Regions from separate parts of the Homo sapiens genome. Here region 1 is linked to region 2. Evidence: chromatin loops called from intact Hi-C (ENCODE). Cell type or tissue: heart right ventricle. All regions are shown on one strand. Each heading gives the region's core, and the rest is flanking DNA. Links, peaks and the distances in the headings are about the cores only.

The links. A loop is a pair of places that touch in the nucleus more often than their neighbours do. Peaks named below come from ENCODE experiments on the same cell type or tissue, not always from the same donor. Only the 100,000 strongest peaks of a DNase experiment are listed, where the experiment ranks them.
Region 1: it touches region 2 in a loop (9-fold over the local background); 6 of 110 quality-filtered maps call a loop at or near these places.

The regions. Positions count from the first base shown.
Region 1 is chr4:187,497,935-187,510,371 of GRCh38, reverse strand. LOC339975 (a long non-coding RNA gene) reads left to right here and starts at 4,759. Exons shown (of 5, transcript NR_038931.1): 1 at 4,759-5,080. In heart right ventricle, for the core only: no CTCF peak of the experiment used is centred there; no DNase peak of the experiment used is centred there.
Region 2 is chr4:186,317,792-186,330,228 of GRCh38, reverse strand. The region is part of intron 1 of F11-AS1 (F11 antisense RNA 1); the gene reads left to right. It also overlaps the pseudogene SLC25A5P6. Among named protein-coding and RNA genes, the nearest start is that of F11, 58 kb to the right of the region's middle. RefSeq lists an enhancer at 5,397-5,898. In heart right ventricle, for the core only: no CTCF peak of the experiment used is centred there; no DNase peak of the experiment used is centred there; H3K27me3 peaks cover 1,447 bases.

The DNA.
Region 1 (12,437 bases), core at 1,741-9,740, 1.2 Mb before region 2:
GGGGGCAAGATAGATCTAGTCTAACACACACATACACACAAACACACACGTGCACACACATTCTTAAAAGATACTCTTCCCTAGAAAACACCCATAACAGCATATTCTCGAAAGGCCATCTTTTTAGATGGAGCTGTAAACCGAGCTTCCATAAACCAGTAAGGGCAGAGCAATCCCATACTTCTTAAGGGCATTTTAGCTATGTGATGAGAAAAAGACTATGCTCTATCAACACACATAGTTTTACTTGAAGACTCCCTTCCAAGAAAAAAAAAGAAAAAAGAGTAGAATAAAATAAAAAAAAAATTATAGCTTCAGTTTAGCACTCCTTCTCTTTCCCTGTGTGTGTGTGTGTGTGTGTGTGTGTGTTTCAACAATCTAAGATTGTATCTAGCAGCTATATTAAAACTACTGCAGGCCTGGCGCAGTGGCTCACACCTGTAATCCCAGCACTTTGGAAAGCCGAGGCGGGCGGATCACAAGGTCAGGAGATCGAGACCATCCTGGCTAATACGGTGAAACCCTGTCTCTACTAAAAATACAAAAAGTTAGCTGGGCGTGGTGGTATGTGCCTGTAATACCAGCTATTTGGGAGGCTGAGGCAGGAGAATCGCTTGAACCCGGGAGGCAGAGGTTGCAGTGAGCCGAGATCGCACCCCTGCACTCAAGCCTGGGTGACAGAGCAAGACTCCATCACACACACACACATAAACCAACAAAATACTACTGCAAAGACTAACACATAGAGGTGGTATAAGTATTTTTTCCACATCTCTAGATTAATATTTAAAAGACAACCTAACTATGTGTTAAAGATGTTGTGGGAAAAAAAATTCTCTAAGAGCTTTATTTCCAGAATCTGACAGCAGTAAGAGTGCTTGTAGATCACTGGCCTTAGTCTTTGTTTTACAGGTGGAAAGATTATGGCTCTTAGAGAACAATTTGAGTTGTCTAATATCACATAGCGAGATATGTCAAAGAGGGACCCAGCCTAGAACACAGGTTGCAGCTCTGAGAACAAAATGATTTGTAGGAGAATATAAAATATTGGGAAGACAAATTACTTGATCAAAAACCTACTTATTTTGTGGAATTGTTTAACATGTTTGTTGACAATGAATTGTCTTGCTGTCTTGAGTCTCGTAATCAATTTTTGCTTATATAAATTTGTTTTATATAGCTTGACGTTCTGCTGTATTGTTGGTTTGTTAAGCTCATATGTGATGAGGAATGTTACGCCCACCGATTCAATAAACCTCAAAATATACTGTGCAGAATGTTGTCAGTACAAGTGCCCTGGAATGTGATATCCCGAAGGTCAGGGCAGCATTTTCTTCGTAAGTGTATCCTAGCCGCTAGCCATATTGGCTATTTAAATTTAGATTAATTAAAATTAAGTAGTTAAAATTCATTTTCTCAGTTGCACTAGCCGCATTTAAAGTGACAAACAGCTTCAAATGTCTCAATAGCTCAAGTGTGGCTACTGCCAACTGTAGGGATAGTGCAGGTATGAAATGCCACTGACCTCATAGAAAGTTCTATGAGACAGTGCTGGTGCGGAGTAATAAAAATAGAAACTATTTTAGGAAGATAGCGGTGGAAGAGACAGAGGAAGAAAGGTGATGGATAGACGATAGATTAGATAGGTAGATAGATGATAGATATGATACGATATGATAGAAAAAGGAAGGAAGGAAAGGAGGAAGGGAGGGAGAAAGGCAGGAATGAAAGATGAGAGGAAGGGAGGAAGAAAGAGTTTTTTTAAAAAAGTAGAGGAAGGGAGAGAACTACCTGATATTCTGAGTATTTTTAGACGTGTTCTGCTGCTGGGAAACTGTAGAATTTGACTCCACTGCACTTTTCTCAGCCTTATAAACTGTGAGTCTAACCCACAGTGCAGAAGAACCATGACTTATTACAGGAACCACCTCGCCTCAATTAAAACAGCATACCCACCATGAGGCCCGTGCTTTGAAGCAGAGTAAAAAATAGTGGCTTTCAAATTCTTCAGGCCAAAAGGAGACAAAAACAACACTAATAATAATTCAGAATGTGGTGCTTCTGACATTTATATTAGTGGTATAGGTATACAAAAATGAATAAAAATGACTGTATACCTGTGGTTTAAATCCATATGTATAACTTTTCCTTGAAGATTGTATGCTGTTTTCACCGTTCTCATCTTTGTCATTTCCTACTTGTTTTATGATTGTATTATTATATTATACCTAGAATTAATGTTAATACCTTACAAGCCATTTACTAGAGCCAATATGCATCTGTTATTAGGCATTAAACAGCATCAATGAGGATTATGATCCTTGTCTAACGGCTGCATGCAGGAATTTTAAAAAATTCTTAGAAATATATAAAATGAAATGTCAAAAGTGAACCTATCAGGTTACATAGTACTTTCCTAGAGCTGAATGTTTCTCCAAAGAGTTATCTCAGTGGCTTCTCATCATCCCCATTGGAAATGCCACGTGGAATGTGAAATGGCACGGCAGCCTGCTCCCTGGGAAAGCTTCTGGATCTAGAACTGAAGCTTGGCGTCCTCACAGATTCCCATGGTGGCGGAGTGGGGCTTTCCTGCCATGAAAGATCGTGCACTACCTGGAGCCCTAACACGCAAAACGTTTCATTAAATATTCTACAAAATCTACATTGACTTTTCACTTTGATCTTATAAACTTTTGTGATTCAGAGCATAAACCATTCGAATGGGAAGGCATCTCGTCTTTTCTTCTTCCTGAAGGCATACTCACCAGAAAACATAGCCGAACGTCGCTGTTTCGATATGTCAGTATATTGCAGTATTTTTAAAAGTCAACAATATGACCCCATCATACCAATATTTGTTGAATACCTTGCAGCCTCAAGATCCATTCGCCTTCATAGCTAAGGATGCTCTTAGTCCAAGGAAAGCTTCCAACTGATCTCCTTCTGTAAATAGGCAAAATGTATTTTAGTTTCCACCACACATGTTCTTTTCTGTAGGGCTTGTATGTTGGAAATTTTATCCAATTATTCAATTAACACTATACCAACAATCTGCTAATTCTGGAGATGTGGCAGTGAATAAAAAAGTTATAGTTTCTGATTTTGTGGAGCTTGGACTTTAATGATGGACAAAACAACACATTCTTAAATATATATTTCATCAAAATTATAGTGGGTGAATTATTTATATGTGCATTTACATGTGTATGTATACATAAATGGGCGGTTACTGGCTGCACTGAGAATGTACACGTGGCGCGAACGAGGCTGGGCGGTCAGAGAAGGCCTCCCAAGGAGGTGGCTTTGAAGCTGAGTGGTGCTTCCACGTGAAAAGGCTGGAAAGGGCATTCCAAGAAAAGGCTGAGGCCAGCGGGAAAGAGGTTCCAGTGCGCTCTGGGAACGGAAAGCGCACCTGCCTGAAACGAAAATGAGTGTGCTGAAATAGGACGCTAGAAAGGGAGGCAGAGGCTGGCAAAAGCGACCGAGGAGGAGCTCAAAGGAGCGAGCGGGGAAGGCCGCTGTGGAGCCTGGAGGAAGCACTTCGGAAGCGCTTCTGAGCGGGTAAGGCCGCTGGGAGCATGAACTGCTGAGCAGGTGTGTCCAGAATTCGTGGGTTCTTGGTCTCACTGACTTCAAGAATGAAGAGGGACCGCGGACCCTCGCGGTGAGTGTTACAGCTCTTAAGGTGGCGCGTCTGGAGTTTGTTCCTTCTGATGTTCGGATGTGTTCAGAGTTTCTTCCTTCTGGTGGGTTCGTGGTCTCGCTGGCTCAGGAGTGAAGCTGCAGACCTTCGCGGTGAGTGTTACAGCTCATAAAAGCAGGGTGGACTCAAAGAGTGAGCAGCAGCAAGATTTATTGCAAAGAATGAAAGAACAAAGCTTCCACACTGTGGAAGGGGACCCCAGCGGGTTGCCACTGCTGGCTCCGCAGCCTGCTTTTATTCTCTTATCTGGCCCCACCCACATCCTGCTGATTGGTAGAGCCGAATGGTCTGTTTTGACGGCGCTGATTGGTGCGTTTACAATCCCTGCGCTAGATACAAAGGTTCTCCACGTCCCCACCAGATTAGCTAGATAGAGTCTCCACACAAAGGTTCTCCAAGGCCCCACCAGAGTAGCTAGATACAGAGTGTTGATTGGTGCATTCACAAACCCTGAGCTAGACACAGGGTGATGACTGGTGTGTTTACAAACCTTGCGGTAGATACAGAGTATCAATTGGCGTATTTACAATCACTGAGCTAGGCATAAAGGTTCTCCAGGTCCCCACCAGACTCAGGAGCCCAGCTGGCTTCACCCAGTGGATCCCGCACAGGGGCTGCAGGTGCAGCTGCCTGCCAGTCCCGCGCCGGGAGCCCGCACTCCTCAGCCCTTGGGTGGTCGATGGCACTGGGCGCCATGGAGCAGGGGGCGGCGCTCATCCGAGAGGCTCGGGCGGCACAGGAGCCCGTGAAGCGGGTGGGAGGCTCAGGCATGGCGGGCTGCAGGTCCCGAGCCCTGCCCGGCGGGAAGGCAGCTAAGGCCCGGCGAGAAATCAAGCGCAGCGCTGGCGGGCTGGCACTGCTGGGGGACCCAGTACACCCTCCGCAGCCGCTGGCCCGGGTGCTAAGCCCCTCATTGCCCGGGGCCGACAGGGCCGGCCGGCTGCTCCGAGTGCAGTGCCCGCCAAGCCCACGCCCACCCGGAACTCCAGCTGGCCCGCAAGCGCCGCGCGCAGCCCCAGTTTCCGCTCCCGCCTCTCCCTCCACACCTCCCTGCAAGCTGAGGGAGCGGGCTCCTCCTTGGCCAGCCCAGAAAGGGGCTCCCACAGTGCAGCGGTGGGCTGAAGGGCTCCTCAAGTGCCCCCAAAGTGGGAGCCCAGGCAGAGGGGGCGCCGAGAGCGAGCGAGGGCTGTGAGGACTGCCAGCACGCTGTCACCTCTCACAAGGAAGGCCGCTGTGGAGCGTGGAGGAAGCGCTCCCGGGCGGGAAGGCCGCTGTGGAGACTGGAGGAAGCGCTTCCGGGCGGGGAAGGCCGTTGCGCAGCCTGGAGGAAGCGCTTCTGGGTGGGGAAGGCCGCTGGGAGCATGAACTTCTGAGCAGGTAAGGCCGCCGTGGAGCGTGGAGGAAGCGCTTCTGGGCGGGGAAGGCCGTTGTGGAGCGTGGAGGAAGCGCTTCTGAGAGGTGCGGGAACGTGAGGACACCAAGGCGTGGTGAGGGAGAGAGGGTGCGCGGCCGGGGGCAGATGCCTCTGGGGCGGAGTGGTTGGCGGTAGTCAGCCTTATTGAAATGGGCTGGGAGGAAAGGGGAAGAGGAAGAGACAAACAGCATAAATAGTGCTTTTGAAAATTTTGGTTTTGAAAAGTAGACATTAGACAACAGTCGCAGGCATCATTTTGTTTTTATTAAGGATGGCAAAAACTAAATTAGATTTACATGCTGATGGAAAAAGCCAAGTAGAGAGAGAAAGAAATGACAGAAAAACGAAATAGGAAAGAGGATTAGCAATACAGGAAAGAGACTACAGGCAGGGTTCAGTTATTTTGAACGGTTTGTTTCTCCTGAATATTGTAACTATTAATTTGGAAAAATATTCTATTCTGTGCTATCTGAAAGAAATCCTCTTCTTAGTTCTCTCTTAATATATCATTTGGAATTAAATTGTTTACTGTGCGTTCTGAAACCATTCACAACATCTTTATTAATGATTGCTGATATTCACTTAGCATTCCCTTCCTGTTAATAAATTGCTGGGCCATATCTTTGCTTATAGAACCAAATAAATTTTGATGTAATTGGCCAGTTTTAAAAGTTAGACATCTCTTCATAGGCAGTGCTTTATCTTGGGACTAAAAGAATTTACGCAGCAGAGTGAATCTCTGGATCTGCCGAATAGGGAGGGAGGACAATGAAGAGCGAAGCGGGGAGGCTCAGGGAAGATGATGGCTCAGTCCAATTTCCAGTGGAGCTGCAGGGTCAGGAGCTGTGCGCTGTAAAGCCAAGGGATCCTCTAGGCTTCTGGGACAGTTAACAGCATGATACTCTGTGAGCCACACAAAAGTCTTAGAAATACCGTCCTAGAGCTCTGGGTGATAATTGAGAGCTTAGCAAATGGATTTCCAGAGCTGTGAAAGTAAAGATGGCATCTGACCTTTTGCATGATCCATGGAGATCTTCTAGAAACATGAGGAAGTCACAGACCTTTCTACTCTGATAGCAGAAGAGTGTTCATCTTCGAATTTGGGAGAAAAAAGAAAAAGAAGGAGAGGTAGAGGAGGAGGAAGAAAGAGATAAAAAAGAACAGAAGAAGAGAGAGGAGGAGAGGGGAAAGAGAGAAGAAAACGAATAATTCTTATGAACAATATTATAAAACGTTATTGAAAAATATTAAGACACAAATATGTAGAAAAATAAAACATATCTTGGATAGAAAACTCTGGAGAACATTCTGGAGGTAAAGGTTGAATTTGGATAGATCCTGTGACCCAGCAATTCTATTCCTGGCTGTTTAGGCCAGAGAAAGCCTGAGACTTAACATATACAAAGAGACACCATCATTGTCATCACCACTGCTATCATTACAGCTAATACTAAGTACTGACTGTATACCTCCATTCTAAATATGCTATATCAATTATCTCATTTATTAGGTTTCACCATATAAAAATGCTAATATGTGACCATTTTTGGACTATGAAAATTATAATTGCATATGCTTCAAGTTAATACTCTTCTCAATAGTCCTATGAAGTACATACTATTTTTATCTCAATTTTAAAATGGGGAAGTGACGCACAGTGGATTAACTAACTTGCCAAGGCTGCTGAGCTCCTACATGGCGCCACCACACATCAGATGCATGCAGTCTGCACTGGAGTCCCCCTTCAAAACTGCTTGCTATGCTGCCTCAATCTGAAAAAAAGGCTCACAGCCACAGACCACAGGAGAGCAAAAGGATGAAAACAACAGCAATGTCCATTAACAGAGGAATTGACTAATACCTTGATGTACATTCCCACAAGAGAATGTGGCAAAATAGCAAAGTCAAGAAACTAGACTTACTCATATTAATCCGCATTAAGTGAGAAAAGAGAGATTCCAGGAAAATATATATAGCTGTGGCCATTTGTACTGCGGTTAGGAACATATAACGCAGTGCTACATACTGTTTAGTGCCAAAGACGTATGTGACACACATGTAAAGGTATCCGTGAGAATGACAAACACCAAAGGAAGATGCTGGCTAATGTGGGTGCAGAAGGAGGCAGTTGGGGAAGAACTAGGAGGAATATCAGCTGTTTCGGTGATGGATGATTTTTAATAAGGTCATGGGTACATGGGTAATTTTTATCTCATTCTTAACACAATTCTGCAGCCAGAAAGAGAAAAAGGAAAATATACCTGTAATAAACAACTTTCAAGGAATGATATGAGGAATAAAGAAATTAATAAGGACACTTGTGGAGTGGGGAAAGCAAGAAAAGGGCAACAGTAAAAATTTAAAAGATGTAAACAGAAATGATTCCTTTTATGTAAAATTAATTTATGTTTGCATATTTTCATAACAGAAACAGATACCAAGATCTTGACAGTGGTTGCCTCAGTGTGATGAAATTTTGAAATGATTTATTTATTTTTTCTTATGTTTTTATGCAGTCTTCAGATGTTTTACGGTGTAGTTATATGTAGTCAGGAAAATACACAGCATTCTAGATAAATGAAAGAGTGAAAGGCAGCAGTCCAAAGGGAAGCTAAGTGTGGACTAGATCTTGAAGTATGGCAAATGCAGGTTTTTCTCCCTTTTAGGGATGATAAATGAGCAGTTAGTATCTCCACCAAGATCATGCGTCAGGTTCAAATTCCAGGTCTGGCTGGTCAATCTAATAAATTATTTAGCAAGAGCCCTGAGAAAGGTGGGGTTGGGAAGCCATCTTCTTCTAAGATCTGCTTCTGTCTTTGGCATGCATGGAAGTCGTTGTTTTAAACTGGACAGTTTTTAACTAGGCAAGTGTGGGAACTGGGAGAAAGGAAGAATTCTCAGTTCTAAGCTGGGAATAGACTTTAGGAGATAAATAACATGGGAGATTGATTATAGGAGGATACATGGGAGGATGGTTCTAAGTGGGGATGGAATTTAGGAGGATAATAGGAGGGTCTCTCCCTCGTGGGAAGAAATCTGTTTCATGCATGCCCTTTGGGCTGAGAGTGAGCCTTGTATTGCCCAGATCTGGCCAAAATATGGCAGTGGTGTTTTTCATGAAGAACAGAGGTGCCCACAGAAGTAGAACTGTGCCATTGTCCAGACGATGCAGTGTGGGAGATGTTGGAGAGGAGGCATTCTCCCTACCTTTACCTGGACTCCAGAGATTCTTTGTCATGACAGGGATGAGGTTTCACTGGCATCCAGGGTCAGTATCTTGGCAGGGTCTGCGACCTACTTCAGAAGGGCAGATGGACGCCAGGCTGCCCCAGATGGCTTCCCGGGAGCCCGAGCAGAAGTCCAAGTGGAGCGTAAGCCAGGCCGAGTCTCCTGCTGACAGACTAGGTTTGGAGCTATTGCTTCCAGAACTCTAAAAAATTACTGGAAGGCTTGGGGAAGCTAGTTTCTGATAACAGCGAAGATTGATGATTTGTTCATTACAAGTGAATCTCATTTGGTAACACGATGGTACAAAGTGGGAATGTGTGTTGTCCTGATTTTATTAAATATTTGTGTATTGTATTGTAAAAATATTAGCAGTGCTTTTTAATGTTGTGGAGGATGTTTTAGGAAGTTAGTAGACATTTCTAAGTTGGGTTAGTTTTTTAAACTTGTGGAGTTAGTGAGAGAGCAGTAAAGTGTGAAGGAGAATGAGAGCAAGATTGAGGAAAAGCGGCAGCCAGAAACAGAGCAAAGAAATGGGGAGGGTAATAAAGAGCTTTGGGAGACACGGATGCAGAGGGGATGGAGAAGAGGGACGGAGACTTAGCAAAGCTCTTCAATCTGGTTTTATAGGTGTAAACAATTCTTAATAGTGAAAATACAGAGCTGAAACTTTAGATCTGAAAGGAGCCTTCGCTTTCATAAATTCCAGAAAGCTCATTATACTGATTAGGAAACACTGTCTGGAGACTTCCTTAAAGGAAAAGTATCAAAGGAAACAGATTTCTGTTGAATGTCATTTGTTAAGGCTTAATATACGTATTGTTAGTATTTTCTGAATTGAGTTTTCAGCAAATTAGTAGCAAATGAATCATCCATAATCATCCACATTGGATTAAAGGAGAGTGTTTTCCTACTTAAAAGGTAGGCTGGGGTCAATTTCATGGCACTGTTATTTATGCAGATGCATAAAGACATCTGGTGGCCTGAAATTTCCATTTTCATTTCAATTATGTTTTCACAAGTTTGTACAAGTTGAACAGGAATGTTGGTTTCCTGCTAAATCCATTAGAAACTGATATAAGGGTGAGAAGAAAGGATGTAATGGAAAACATAAGGTATTAGAATGTAAAAGAATGTAGAATAACAGACCGGACTATGGAAAACATGGGTGAAAAGGTTTATTCTCATTCTCAGAATGAAAAGCTAAACCACAAAAAGTGAAATCATATATATGTGCTCTGCTATTTAAGAACGTTATCTGAGGTGGATAGGAAATGCTGTCTTATTGTAGTTTTAATTTGCATTTCTTTGATTACTAGTAAGATTGGGTATTTTTCATATCTCATGCATCAATTATGCTGCTTATTTTGAGAAATTTCTATTTATAGCTTTTGCCAATTATCACATCGCTTATCATTTTAAAATTCATTTATAAGCGTTTTTATGCTCTTCAAACCAAGCCTTTGCTGCTTCTGTGTTGTTCAGACATTCTTCCTACTTCAGACTTGTCCAATCACTTTCTAATAGTTTCTTTTGATGATCAGAAGCTCTGTATTTTAATGTAGTCGAATTATCCATCTTTTTTATGGTTAGTTCTTTTACATCTTTTTAAAGCAAAGTCCTACCCTGAGGTAATTAAGATATTTCTGATACTGTCTTTTGAAAGATTGTAGTTTTGCCTTAAATATTTAAGTCCTAAATCTACCTTAAAGCTATGCAGTTATGCATCACTTGATGACGAGGATGCATTCTGAGAAACACAATGGGGATACGTTCTGAGAAGTGCTTCATCAGGCAACTTCATCATTGTGCAAATATCACAGAGTGTACTTCCACAAATCTAGATGGCACAACCTACCACATACCTACACTATACGGAATAGCCTATTGCTCCTAGGCTACAAACCTGTACAGCAGGTTACTGTACTCAGTACTGTCAGCAACTGTAACATGATTCTATGTGTATCAAACACAGCTAAACATGGAAAAGGTAATGCATTATGTGACTATGTTATGACGGCTGCTACATCACTAGGCCATAGAAATATTTTAGCTCCCTGATTACCTTATGGGACCACCATTGTATATGCAGTCCACTGTTGATCAAAATATTATGTGGGAGTGCATGACCATACTTGTATAGGCTGTGAAGTAGGAATCCAATTTCCATTATTTGGTATCCATAAGTTAATGTGCAAGTACCATTCATAAACAGCCCTTCCTTTCACCACAGAGCTTCGATCCCTGCTTTTGCACTTAATACATTTCCGTATATGTGAGTTTATTTCTGGAGTTTCTATTTTGTTTCCTTGGCCTATTTGTCTATTTCTAGACAACACTTGCACTGTCTGAATTACTTCTGGTTTACAATAAGGTTTGATACACCCAATGATGAATCCCCACTGTGCTTGGCCCTTTACTTTTCCATATAAATTAAAAGTCAACTTGTCTAATTACATAGAAAAACTTTTGGGCTTTTTATTGGAATTGCACTGAATCTGTAAATAAATTTGGGGAGAATGGACATTTTTATGATATTGAGTTCTTAAAGTCTGGTTGTAGTCTCTGATAGGAAAGTCATTATTTTCTTAGGCCAATAAGCATGACATTTTTTAAATTTTAAAAGTAATTTATATCTGAATCAGCACGTAATAAACCAGGACAGGATTAATATTTATAAAAATCTGAAGCTCTTCTCTAATACTGGAGGCTAAGGGGTAATTTACAAAACTGAGACACTTTCATAAAGCATGTGTTACCTGAAACACTTTTTCTTTGCCAAATTTATTGAATTATGAGAACAGACAATCAGCTTTTGATATTTTAAGGAAGTTAATTCATCTGCTTTGAGTTCATCTGCTTTGATATTAAAATAAAGTAAAAGCTATCTCTGCAGGCTACTAAGACGTTTATGTCTTTTGAGATTAGTGATAATTCTTGTGTGGATTTTTTTTCTTTTTAAAAATACTCTTTTTGCACCAACAAATCCATTTTGAATGACAATCTCATCAAAATATTTTTATTTATGTATTTCTGATTTTATTTATTCTTCTCACAATAAAATTAACAAGCAAGTGAACCTAAAAGGGTTTGGAAACTGCAGAAGACTTTTTTCTTGGGATGTGAGATTACAAATTCACTTATAAAACCAGTCCAAAGTTCTTATTGCTCATATGGTGGCATAAATGAAGCCTTCTATTCCCTCCCCATGGATAGAGAGAAGGTCTCGCAGCTGGGGTGACAATGCCCGGCCACAGCATTTGTCGACTGGGCTTCTCCATTTGGTAGTGGCCAAGACCTGGGTGCAGGGATGTGAGCAGCTTGGCCACCTCAGCCGCGCGGAAGACAACCCTGCTAAGGTGAATGCAGGAGAGGAAGCAAGTTGCACCTCTTCTCACACATTGGGCAAAGGCCCTAGCTCTCTTACAGATCTGTAGGGCAGGAAATAACAAGTCACTCCACAGCACACGTGCTTAAGAGTTGAAAGAGAAAGCGTTCAGGAAGGGTTTGAGCTTATTTTGAAGGAAAAGTACCTGCACCTTTTAGTGAAATGGAGCACAATCAAAGGCTATGACCCTCAGTAAGGAGGAGAAAGGAAGTGAAGAGGGTGAAACAGGACAGAAGTTCTGTCCCTCAAAACCACCCGCTTAGACACCCACATCTTAGACCGGACTAAGCCTTCATTCCTTGTGCCCACCTGAAACTGATGGTCGTGTTCACATTAGGGGGCCTGACAGTGTTTGCTTGTATTTGTGTCCTTTCTTCTCGTGGCTACTTGTGTGGCAGACATCGCTTTCAGTTTGTGCCATCATTATTTGCTGTGTGTCTACCTTCTCTGGTAAACTGAACATTTTCTGAGGGTGTGATCCTTGCCTCATGCCTCCTTGTTTTCCCCTGCACATGCATGCAGCACTGCTGGAACTTGTGAGGAATCACAGTTGCAGGAATCACTTGAGGAATCACGGTTGGAAGTCACGCTGGGCCCAAGGGCTGTCCTGCACAGACGTCTCCATGCAAATCCGGATATCTTCTGTGACCTAATCCATCCTAAGGGAAGTGAGGTTAAGGCAAACAAAGATCGGGTTCAAAATCACA
Region 2 (12,437 bases), core at 1,682-9,681:
AACAAAATATTAGCAATTAGAATTCAACAATATAGGGAACAGGCCGGGTGCTGTGGCTCACGCCTGTAATCCCAACACTTCGGGAGGTGGAGGCGAGCAGATCACTTGAGGTCAGGTGTTCGAGACCAGCCCGGCCAACATGGTGAAACCCTGTCTCTATTAAAAATAAAAATAAAAATAAATTAGCGGGGTGTGCTGGTGCGGGCCTGTAATCCTAGCTACTTTGTAGGCTGAGGCAGGAGAATTGCTTGAACCCGGGAGGTGGAGGTTGCACTGAGCTGAGATCGCGCCACTGCACTCCAGCCTGGGCGACAGAGTGAGATTCTGTCTCGAAAATAAAAGAAAAAGAAAAAAATGTATATGAAACAAATTATAGGCTATTATCAAAAAGGGTTTATTCCAGGGATGCAAGGCTGGTTCAATATTCAAAAGTCAATCAGTAATTATCCACCATATTAATATAGACTAAAAAAGAAAAATAACATTACATCAAATCAAGGCAGAATAAACAGTTTATAATATTTGTATACTTATTCATAATGAAAATTTCCGCCCTGCAGCCCCAGAGTCAAAGCCGGTTCCCGCCCAGTCCCATCCCGCAGCCGCCTGCCTCCTCTTCCTTTCAACATGACAGATGCCGCTGTGTCCTTGCCAAGGACTTCCTGGCAGGTGGAGTGACCGCGGCCATCTCCAAGATGGCGGTGGCACCCACGGAGGGGTCAAGCTGCTGCTGCAGGTGCAGAGTGCCAGCAAGCAGATCACCGCAGATAAGCAATACACGGGCGTTGTAGACTGCATGGTCCGCATTCCCAAGGAGCAGGAGTCCTGTCCCTCTGGCACGGTAACCTGGCCAATGTCATCAGATACTTCCCTACCCACGCTCTCAACTTTGCCTTCAAAGATAAAAACAAGCAGATCTTCCCGGGGGGTGTGACAAGAGGATCCAGTTTTGGCACAAGTTTGCAGGGAGTCTGGCATCAGGTGGTGCCCCTGGGGCCACATCCTTATGTTTTGTATACCCTCTTGATTTTGACCGTACCCATCTAGCAGCTGATGTGGGTAAAGCTGGAGCTGAAAGGGAATTCCAAGGCCTTGGTGACCGCCTGGTTAAGATCTACAAATCTGATGGGATTAAAGGCCTGTACCAAGGCTCTAACAGGTCTGTGCAGGGTATTATCATCTACCGAGCTGCCTGCTTCGGTGTCTATGACACTGCAAGGAGAATGCTTCCAGATTCCAGGAACACTCACATGTCATCAGCCGTATGATCGCGCAGTCCGTCACTGCCGTTGCTGGGTTGACTTCCTATCCATTTGACGCTGTTCGCCACGGAATGATGATGCAGTCAGGGTGCAGCTGACATCATGTACACAGGCAGGCTTCACTGCTGGAGGAAGATTGCTCCTGATGAAGGAGGCAGAGCTTTTTTCAAGGGTGCATGGTCCAATGTTCTCAGAGGCATGGGTGGTGCGTTTGTGCTTGTCTTGTATGATGAAATCAGAAGTACACATAAGTTATTTCCTAGGATGCTTCCCCCTGTGAACAGGCATGTTGTATTATATAACATATCTTGAGCATTCTTGACAGACTCCTGACTGTCAATTTATCAGTGGCAACTGTTTCGTGGTTGAAAATGGGAGGCAATAGTATTCATCTGATCAGTTTTCTCTTAAAGCCATTTCCATGATAATGATGACAGGGCTCAATTATATTTTTTATTTCAGTCACTCCTGATAAATAACAAATTAGGAGAAATAAAAATATCTAAAATAAAAAAGAAAATTTTCAGAACATATACAGAACTTCCTTAACTTGATTAAAGGACATCTACAAAACACCTACAGTAAATATTGTAGTCAATGTTGAAAGGCTGAATTTTCCCCCAAGACGAGAAACAAAACAAGCATACCTACTCTCATCACTCTTCCTCAACACAGTACAAGAAGTTCCAGTCAGGAGAATAAGACATAAAGTAGAAAAGAAGACAAACAGATTGAAAAGGAAGCAATAAACCTGCCCTTATTTACAGGTGACGTGACTTTCTACAAAGAAAATTTCAAGTAATTTAAAAGCAAAAACAAAAAACATTACCAAAAAACCTTCATAGTTTTTGTATATGTGTTTGCAAATATTTTCTTCCATGCCATAATTTTTTTTCTCTTTTCAGGATCTTTTGCAAAGCAAAAGTTTTAGTTTTGTTGAATTGCGATTTTTCCATTTTCCTTGTATGTACTGTGCTTTTGGTATCAAGTCAAAGAACTCTTTAGGCTTAGCCCTAAATTCTGAAGATTTCCGTAATTTTCTTTTTCTAAAAATTTACACATCTACCTTTTACATATAAGTTCGTGACTCATTTTGAGTTAATTTTCTATAAGATGTGATATTTGGGTGAATAAGTGAATTCAACAAGATAAAGAATAATTTGTATTTCCATACACTGGCAATGAATACATGGACACCAAAAATTAAGATAGAAAGCACCATTTACAACCACTCAAAAAAATGAAATACTTAGGTGTAAATCTAGAAAACATTTATATGTGCTGACAACTACAGAATGCTGATGAAGAAATCAAGATCCAGATAAATGGAAAGACATTCTGTGTTCACAGACTGAAAGACTCAACAGAGTAAAGATATTTATTCTCCACAAATTGATGCGCAGGTTTGTTAAGATTCCTATCAAAAGCCCGGAGCAATTTTTATTCATACAGGTAAGATCACTGTAAAATTTCTATGAAAAAGCAAAAAACAGAAATAACAAAAACAGTTTTTAAAATGAAGAATAAAGTGAGAAGAATCAGTCTACCCAATTTCAAGACTTTATATAGCTACAGTAATCAAGGCTGTGGTATTGGCAAAGGGATAGATGTGTAAATAAGCAGAACAGAATGGTGAACTAAAAAAATAAGACCCCCATAAATATGCCCAACTGATTTTTGGAGCAATTGGATATCCGTAGGCAAAAACAATGTACCTTGATCTATTCTCACATATTATACAAAATTAATGAATCATAGACTTGAATGTAAAATGTAGATGTGCAAATTTTTAGAAAAAATAAATTAAGGAAATCTTCAAGATCTAGGACTAAGCAAAGAGTTAGACGATACCAAAAACACAGGACATGACATGAAACATTGAAAACTGAACTTCATCAAAACTAAAACTTTTGCTTGCTTTGCCAGTGATCCTGAAAAGACGGGGAAAAAGCAAATTAGAGAGTGGGAGAAAATATTTGCAAAACACATGTACGGCAAAGAAATAATATCTAGAACATAAAAGGAACTCTGAAAACCCCACAGTAAAAACCAAAAATCCAATTAGAAAATTGGCAAAAGACACAAACAGACATTTTACTGATGGCAAATAAGTATATGAAAAGATCCTCAATAAGTTAGTCATTAGAGAAGTGTAAAGTAAAATCACTTCGCATCGCTATATACCTATTAAAATGGCTACCAAAAAAAAAAAAAAAGGACACCAAAAGCTGGCAAGGATTTGGTGGGACCACTCACGCAGAGCTGGTGGGAATGTAAGCTGCTACAGCCACTCGGAAAACAGTTTGAAACGTTTGGCAGTTTCTTAAACACAGACACACACACACACACACACACACACACAATCATATGACCTAGCAATTACTGTTTTGGGCACTGATCCCAGAGAGATGAAGACTGTTTATACAGCAACCTATACAAGGATGTTTATAGCAACTTGATTCATAAGAGACAAAAACTGGAAATAACCCAGTTGTCCTTCAGCAAGTGAATGGTTAAACTGTGTTACATCCATATCACAGAACACTATCCAGCAATCAAAAGGAATGAACCACCAATACATTAAAGAACCTGGCTGAATCTTCAGGGAACCACGAGTGAGGGAGGGGGACGCCAATCCCAAAAGGTTCCCGTGCTAGATGATTCCATTTACATAACATTCTTGAAATGACAAAATAATAGAAAAGCAGGCTAGATTAATGGTTGTCAGGGTTCGGGAGGGGTGGGGGCAGGTGGACAGTGGGGTAGGCTATAACCGGGCCACATGAGAGATGCTTGTGGTCTTGGGAATGTTGTGTCTCCACTGCATCCATGTTAGTATCCTGGTTGTGCTATTCTACTGTAGCTTTGCCCAGTGTTACCACTGGGGAAAACTTACCAGAGTACCTGGGATCTCCCTGTATTGTTTCTTAAAACTACATGTGAACTTACCAATATCTCAAAACAAAAAGTTTAATTAAACAACAGTAAAGTTGGGCAAAACATTTTTCTCTTCACCATCTTCAAGCTCTTCAATTTATTCAAAGACCTTTTCAAAGTCAGATCAAATACAGATGGGAAATAGACAATGGGGAATGAGACTCTGGACACTTTGGAAAATACTTTAAAAATTTTCAACCAACATTTTATTTCTTGCTCAGGACTAATTTATGTTTTATTTTTTAAGAGACAGGTTCTTGTTCCCTCACCCCGGCTGGAGAGCTGTGATGCGATCGCAGCTTATGGCAGCCTCGATCTCCTGGGCTCAGGCAGTGTTTCCTCAGCCTCTTGAAGTGCTGGGATTACAGGCGTGAGCCACCATGCTGTGTCCGGAATTGGTGGGTTCTTGGTCTCACTGACTTCAAGAATGAAGCCGCGGACCCTCGCGGTGAGTGTTAAAGCTCTTAAGGTGGCGCGTCTGGAGTCTGTTCCTTCTGATATTCGGATGTGTTCGGAGTTTCTTCCTTCTGGTGGGTTCGTGGTCTCACTGGCTCAGGAGAGAAGCTGCAGACCTTCGCGGTGAGTGTTACAGCTCATAAAAGCAGCGTGGACCCAAAGAGTGAGCAGCAGCAAGATTTATTGCAAAGAATGAAAGAACAAAGCTTCCACACTGTGGAAGGGGACCCCAGCGGGTTGCCACTGCTGGCTCCGCAGCCTGCTTTTATTCTCTTATCCGGCCCCACCCACATCCTGCTGATTGGTAGAGCTGAATGGTCTGTTTTGACGGCGCTGATTGGTGCGTTTACAATCCCTGCGCTAGATACAAAGGTTCTCCACGTCCCCACCAGATTAGTTAGATACAGAGTGTGGACACACAGGTTCTCCAAGGCCCCACCAGAGTAGCTAGATACAGAGTGTTGACTGGTGCATTCACAAACCCTGAGCTAGACACAGGGTGCCGATTGGTGTATTTACAATCCCTGAGCTAGACATAAACGTTCTCCACGTCCCCACCAGACTCAGGAGCCCAGCTGGCTTCACCCAGTCCCGCGCCGTGCGCCCGCACTCCTCAGCCCTTGGGTGGTCGATGGGACTGGGCGCCGTGGAGCAGGGGGCGGCGCTCATCGGAGAGGCTCGGGCCGCACAGGAGCCCGTGAAGCGGGTGGGAGGCTCAGGCATGGCGGGCTGCAGGTCCCGAGCCCTGCCCGGCGGGAAGGCAGCTAAGGCCCGGTGAGAAATCAAGCGCAGCGCCGGTGGGCCGGCACTGCTGGGGGACCCAGTACACCCTCCGCAGCCACTGGCCTGGATGCTAAGCCCCTCATTGCCCGGGGCCGGCAGGGCCGGCCGGCTGCTCCGAGTGTGGGGCCGCCAAGCCCACGCCCACCCGGAACTCCAGCTGGCCCGCAAGCGCCGCACGCAGCCCCGGTTCCCGCTCGCGCCTCTCCCTCCACACCTCCCCGCAAGCTGAGGGAGCGGGCTCCGGCCTTGGCCAGCCCAGAAAGGGGCTCCCACAGTGCAGCGGTGGGCTGAAGGGCTCCTCAAGTGCCGCCAAAGTGGGAGCCCAGGCAGAGGAGGCGCCAGGAGCGAGCCAGGGCTGTGAGGACTGCCAGCACGCTGTCACCTCTCAATGCCAGGCTACTTTTTTTATTTTTTGTAGAGACAGGGTCTTGCTATGTTGCCCAGGCTGGTCCTCCTGCCTCAGCCTCCTGCATATGACTTATTTGTCTTTGCAAAGTATAACTACCACCACTTGACTGACTTTTAGGAGTGCTGTGCTGTGCTAAGCACTTCATAATTTATCTCAGTCAATCCTGTGCTATGTCTGAGATAAGTAATTGTGCCTAATTTGCAAAGAAGAAATGATTCTCTCAAAGGAAAGTGATTGTTAACCAAAAACTGGAGAGTGATGAGTCCAGAATGTAAACTCATGCTTTTCTCATTGCAATTTCACTACATCATGCTGTTCCCTCTGTATGACATGTTGATGTTGTGCTCCTCCTGGAAAACTCCTATCTGGCTCAACTGTAATTACTCCTGTTAATTCTTTCCTAACTGAGGCAGAAGTAATCACTCTTGGTTACTGTCCTGATTCTTTGTATGTACATATTTCAAAGCACTTTTTACCCTCCTGCAACTGTTTATCTAATTCTTTGTTTTGTTTTTGTTTTTGTTTTTGGAGACAGAGTCTTGCCCTGTTGCCCAGGCTGGAGTGCAGTGGTGCAGTCTTGGCTCACTGAAACCTCCACCCGCCACGTTCAAGTAATTGTCTTGCCTCAGCCTCCCAAGTATCTCGGATTACAGGTGCCCACCACCACACCTGGCTAATTTTTGTATTTTAGTAGAGACGGGGTTTCACTATGTTGGTCAGGCTGGTCTCGAACTCCTGACCTTGTGATCCCCCTGCTTCGGCCTCCCAAAGTGTTGAGATTACAGGCGTGAGTCACTGTGCCCAGCCTGTTTATCTAATTCGTATAGGAGAATCAGAGTTCCTGTAGGGCTGGTACCTAGTCCCTTTCTTTTAGTTGTGTTGCTGAACATTACAGCATAGTATACATTTGTAAGTTCACAAGAAATGTTTGTTATTTGAAAAAGAGTAAATGGTGAAAACTTTTTCACAAACCAGATAGAATGGAATCCAGATTCTACGTGCATGAAATATAAAATCAGGGCAAACACAAGCCTGCGTGTTCATTAGGCTGCGTCTATGTATTTCCTATGAGTGATACTCCCCCAGATAAACTTTGGATATTTCCACTTATTTGATGGACTCTGAGTGTGTGTGTGTGAATGTATGTGTGTGTTAATGTAAACCAAGCTACAAATTAGTAGATAGAACCATGTTATTTTTTATTTGAAACATCATAAATAGCCAAGCTTACGCAGAAAGGGGATAAGTTGTATCCTTTACTCCCAGCCCCCTCTGAAGAGTTCGGTACAGCAAACATGTACCAGGCTAGCTGGTTGACATAGTGATGCACGAGGCACAGTTCTCACATTCAAGAGTGGTGAGTGACAGGAGCCCTTGGAAACATGCTTGAGAGTCATGCCCAGATATTCAAGTCCACATCAATAAGGGTGAGCAGACGGCTTGGAAAGGTGGGAGCACGATCACAAACTGCAGCTTGGCCAGTCCAAGCTGGGCACACCTGCCGCATGCAGGCCTCACTGGAATTCAATAATGATAAGCAAGGCAATCCTTCCAGTGAACGCAAGTAAGCATATACATAAATAGGAATCGTGTGACTGTATATGGTGCCTACATGTGGTAAGCATTCCATAGTATTGCTGTTGCATTGAGATATTTCCATTGTGCCATTCTGAGTGGTAGATGTGTAGAAAACTTGGGGGGCAGTGGCATTGCAAGGGGTGGCTTAATCACTGCCTATCTTAAATAAAGATCTTTCTTTTTTAAGACTGTGATTATCTCTAAATGAAAGGGAACGCTTCTCAGCTACCCTTCATCACACTCAGCATTGCAAAATTTGTTGTTGTTGTTAGGAATTGGGAGCCGTGAATAATGCCAAGTGCCTACCTAAGAGCCAGTCTGGAGATGTTTATTTTTGGCAGAAGTTCAGGCTGGATATTCTAAAGAGTCCTTTCCCTGAAAAACATCTACGTCCTCCATACAACATGTTTTTTTTTTCTTTTGTGCATTTCTGAGCTCACCGGAAATCAGAGAAATATCAAAAGGGGCAATTACAAAATAAAGAAAATAAATTTTTATTGTAATAACTTGAATTAAAATCAGGGCCCTAAGTACTAAGTATTAGTCACATAAACTATTATTCAGTAGGTATTATTCACATAAAAGTATCTATCAATCACTAGGTATTATTCACAGAAAAGTATCATTCACTAGGTATTATTCACATAAAATATCATTCACTAGGTATTATTCACAGGAAAGCTTGGTTTCTCTGAGGGCCATATGCCAGCAGCAATCCAGAGGCAGCAGGGCCGTGGGCAGGGGAGGGGGACCCCACAAAGGCGCTGAAGTGGCTCTAGCTCAGACGTGCTCCCTGGCTCCCAGCAGAAGAAAATTCAATTCCTCTCTGCAGAAAAGTATTTTTAACCGCTTAGTGTCTTTAGACATTCTATTAAGACAAGTATTTTTGCCATTAAAATGATTGAATCTATAGTCAAAATTGTTTGTACAGAGAAATCAGCAGGCCCGGGTGGCTTTACAAGTAAAACATATTAAAAAAAACAAGACATCCAGAAATACAATTAGTGAGAGATGTTTGAAACCACTATGGAGAACAAAAAAAAAAAAAAAAACTATACTGAAAGATAATGATAAAGACAAAAGAAATGAAAAGATTCTGTAATATGTTCATGGATGGAAAGAATCAATATTACCAAGTTTGCGACAGTACAATCAATAGTATAGGCTAGACTCAATCCAATTCCAGTCAAACCCCCATAGATTCTTTTCTTTCTTCTGCCACTTTTGACAAACATGACAAAAATATGATTCTAAAGTTAACATGGAATAACAAACATATAATAGACAGGACTCTGTTGAGACTCTGAGAGCAGTTCTTGGCGGATATCAACACAGGCTGTAAAGCAATGTTAGTTAAGGCACGGGCAGTAGGATCCACAAACTGAACAGAGGAACGAAATCACAAGTCGAGAAATAGACCCTCACAGATAGAGAAAACTGAAATAAGACAGCAGTGGTGACATTGCCTGTAACTGAGGAAAAGATCAGGTTTCCAAAAGATCAGGTGGGGACAGTTGGTCATCCATGTGAGGAAAAGCTGGATCCCTACTATTACCATACACTAAAGTAAATTCCTGATGGGTTAAAGACTTAAATGGAAAACAAAACCCTCTTTACATGTTTTAGAAAAACAATTTTATAAACTTAATAGTGAAGAAGGATTTTTCATATGACCTAAAAGTATTAACCATAAAAGACTGTTCACTATATGAAATATTTGAGTACATGAAAATGCTTTAGGCCGGGTGCAGTGGCTCACGCCTGTAATCCCAGCACTTTGGGAGGCCGAGATTAGTGGATCACCTGAGGTCAGGAGTTCCAGACCAGCCTGGGCAACATGGCAAAACCACGTCTCTACTAAAGATACAAAAATTAGCTGGGCGTGGTGGTGGGCGCCTGTAGTCCCAGTTACTCGGGAGGCTGAGGCAGGAGAATCGCTTGAACCTGGGAGGCGGAGGTTGCAGTGAGCCAAGATCGCGCCACTGCGCTCCAGCCTGGTGACGAGAGCAAGACTCTATCTCAAAAAAAAAAAAAAAAAAAGGAAAAGAAAATAGAAAGGAGATGAAAAGGAAAGCCATAAACTGGGAGAGGATACATACATACACTACATTTGACCAAAAAATCCCTACCTAGCAAAGAAAACAAAAAACAATGGGCAAAAGACATGAAGAATTATTTCAGAGAAGAAAGCCCAAATTACAAATAACCACAAAAAGTAATTTACCCTCATTAGCTTCTCAGGAAATACGTCCTGAGATCTCAATGACGTATTATTTTATCAACAGTAGACTGGAAAAAACTAAGATCTGATAACTCAAATTGTCACAACAGCTTTGGAAACCAGTATGGCAGCATTTCATGAGTTTGAATACTTGTCTCGTCCTTAACCCACCAATTTCATACCCAGTTGTAAATACTTACATGGGTGCACAGGAGACAAACATGAAAATTCCATTTATCGTTGTTCACAACAGAAAAAAGTTCTCAACAACCCAAATGTCCACTGATGCAAAACAAATGCATAAATATTTTGTGCTATTTCACATGATGGAATATGATTTAGCAGAACATGGATAAACTGTTACAGAAAATAAAATATCTTAAAAATCAAATATTGAATGAAAAGAGCAATTTGCTGAAGACAGCATACAGCCTGGAAAAATATTTAGTGTAACTTAAAAACAAACAAAGCTAAACAACATAATGTTAGAGATACAGATAATGTTGGGCTAGCTTTTAAAAAATAAACATTTTTAAAAGAGATAATGATAAGCATTACCTCTGGGGGAAAGACAAAGTAATAATATGAAGAAGACACACAGGTAGCTTCAAGGTATTTTGAGAGGATGAGTTCACAGGTGTTTATTTTATTATTGTGCTTCATAATAGGTAACATATAGCTTACTTATGTTCTTTTGCCTATATCAAATATTATAAAATACTTTTAAAGAATTATTATTAAGACATTATTTCTTTAGCCAAACAAATGACTTTGAATCAAGCATATTAAGTAGCTTCTGTAACACCTTATTTCCAAATAGCAACAGCAAATGAGGCCGCACCAGATAAAGAAGCCAGGAGACTTGTGTCAAAACCCACTTCACACACGGATTGGCTCTGTGAATGTAGGTGAGTCATGCAACTTCTCTGAACCCCAGTTTGCCATCTATAACATGAAGATTAAAATAAAATTCTGTCCTGTCAACTTTATAAGCCTATTACAAAGAGGTAATATAATAGTGATTTGAAAATTGTTTAGTGTGAAGGTGCTATTATGTTAGTAAGTAAATGTCATCGCCCACGTGTTGTAAAATTTTGATATGCAGCGTTGTAGACATAGAACAGCAAATGGGAGCAACTTCTACAAAGAGTGGCAGCTGGAAACATTTTCTCCCAAAAAGGCGCTGACTGATGACCGTGGAGCATTGAGGAGGGACTCCGGAAAGAAAAACCAAATTATCTTGGTTTCAATGCAAATGTGGGGTCTTTAGGATTTTGAAACCGTTACTGTGACTAATAATAACAGTGGCAGCATATATAATAAAATGAGTCCTGAAGTGAGGTTTAGAGCCACAGCTTGAACTCAACTTTATCACTGATTAGCTTTGTGACCAGGGAAACTCAATCTTTGAGCACCTCTTACTCCACATCTGTAAAGTGCGGCTGATTTTATGAGCACTGATGTTTTCTCCAATGCTGATACTATATAATTCCAAGGCTCTGTAGAAATTTGTTTGACAATGAGCTGAAATGTGCAGTAAAAAAAAAAGACGATCCTCACAAACAACGTCTTGAATGTTTGGCTTTTACAATCTCCTAAGTGGTTTTACATGTCACCTTCTTTCAGACGATCCCAAAATTCCAGCACATTACAGAACGTACTATTTGATCATCCTTATAATGCCGTGTTTCTTTTCAAAACCAATACTGAATACTGAATTCATCCATCAGTCTGTGCTTGGATACTTGAGCGACATGAAACTATTTCAGAAGAGAGCCGAGTCCCATTGTGAGTGGTTCTTACTAGTAGAAATTATCTTATGAGAACTCTATCTAATGTTATAACCATCTGGAGGCACTTGGCCATCTGCTCCCCATAGATTTTCATCTGCCCTTTCAAACCAGCCCTATGGCCAGGCACTGTTCCTGCTATTTTCCACACGTCATTTGTCCCAGCTCACTCAAGCAGTCTGGACCCGGAGTTCAGGCTTACCCATCACGTTTTGTGTAGTAGGACTTATTTCCAAATCGGTGTACACTTTTAAAAATTAGTAGACTTTATTTTATAGAGCAGTTTTAGATTTGCAGAAAAATTAAGCATAAAATACAGAGGGTTCTTATGTATTCTTCTCCTACCCTTCCAGGTTCTCCTAACATCTTGCATTAGCGGAGGACATTTGTTAAAACTGATGAACATATTGTTACATGATTCTTAGCTAAAATCTGTAGTTTACATTAGGGCTAACTCTTGGTTACATGTAGATGTTATGGGTTTTGACAAATGTATAATGACATACAACCGTCATTATAGCATCATGCTGAATAATTTCACAGCCCTAAAAACCTCGTGTTCCACCCATCCATCCTTTCCTTCCACCTCACAAATCCTAGACAATCACTGATTTTTTTTTTTTTAGACGGAGTTTCACTCTTGTTGCCCAGGCTGGAGTGCAATAGCACGATCTCAGCTCACCACAACCTCTGCCTCCTGAGTTCAAGCGATTCTCCTGCCTCAGCCTCCCGAGTAGCTGTGATTACAGGCATGCATCACCACATCCAGCTGATTTTTTTGTATTTTTAGTAGAGACAGGGTTTCTCCGTGTTGGTCAGGCTAGTCTCGAACTCCCGACCTCAGGTGATCTGCCTGCCTCAGCCTCCCAAAGTGCTGGGATTACAGGCATGAGCCACCGCGCCTGGCCACTGATTTTTTTTTTACTATTTCCATACTTTTGGTTTTTCCAGAATGTCATAGTTGGATTGACGCAGCATGCAGCCTTTTCAGATTGGCTTCT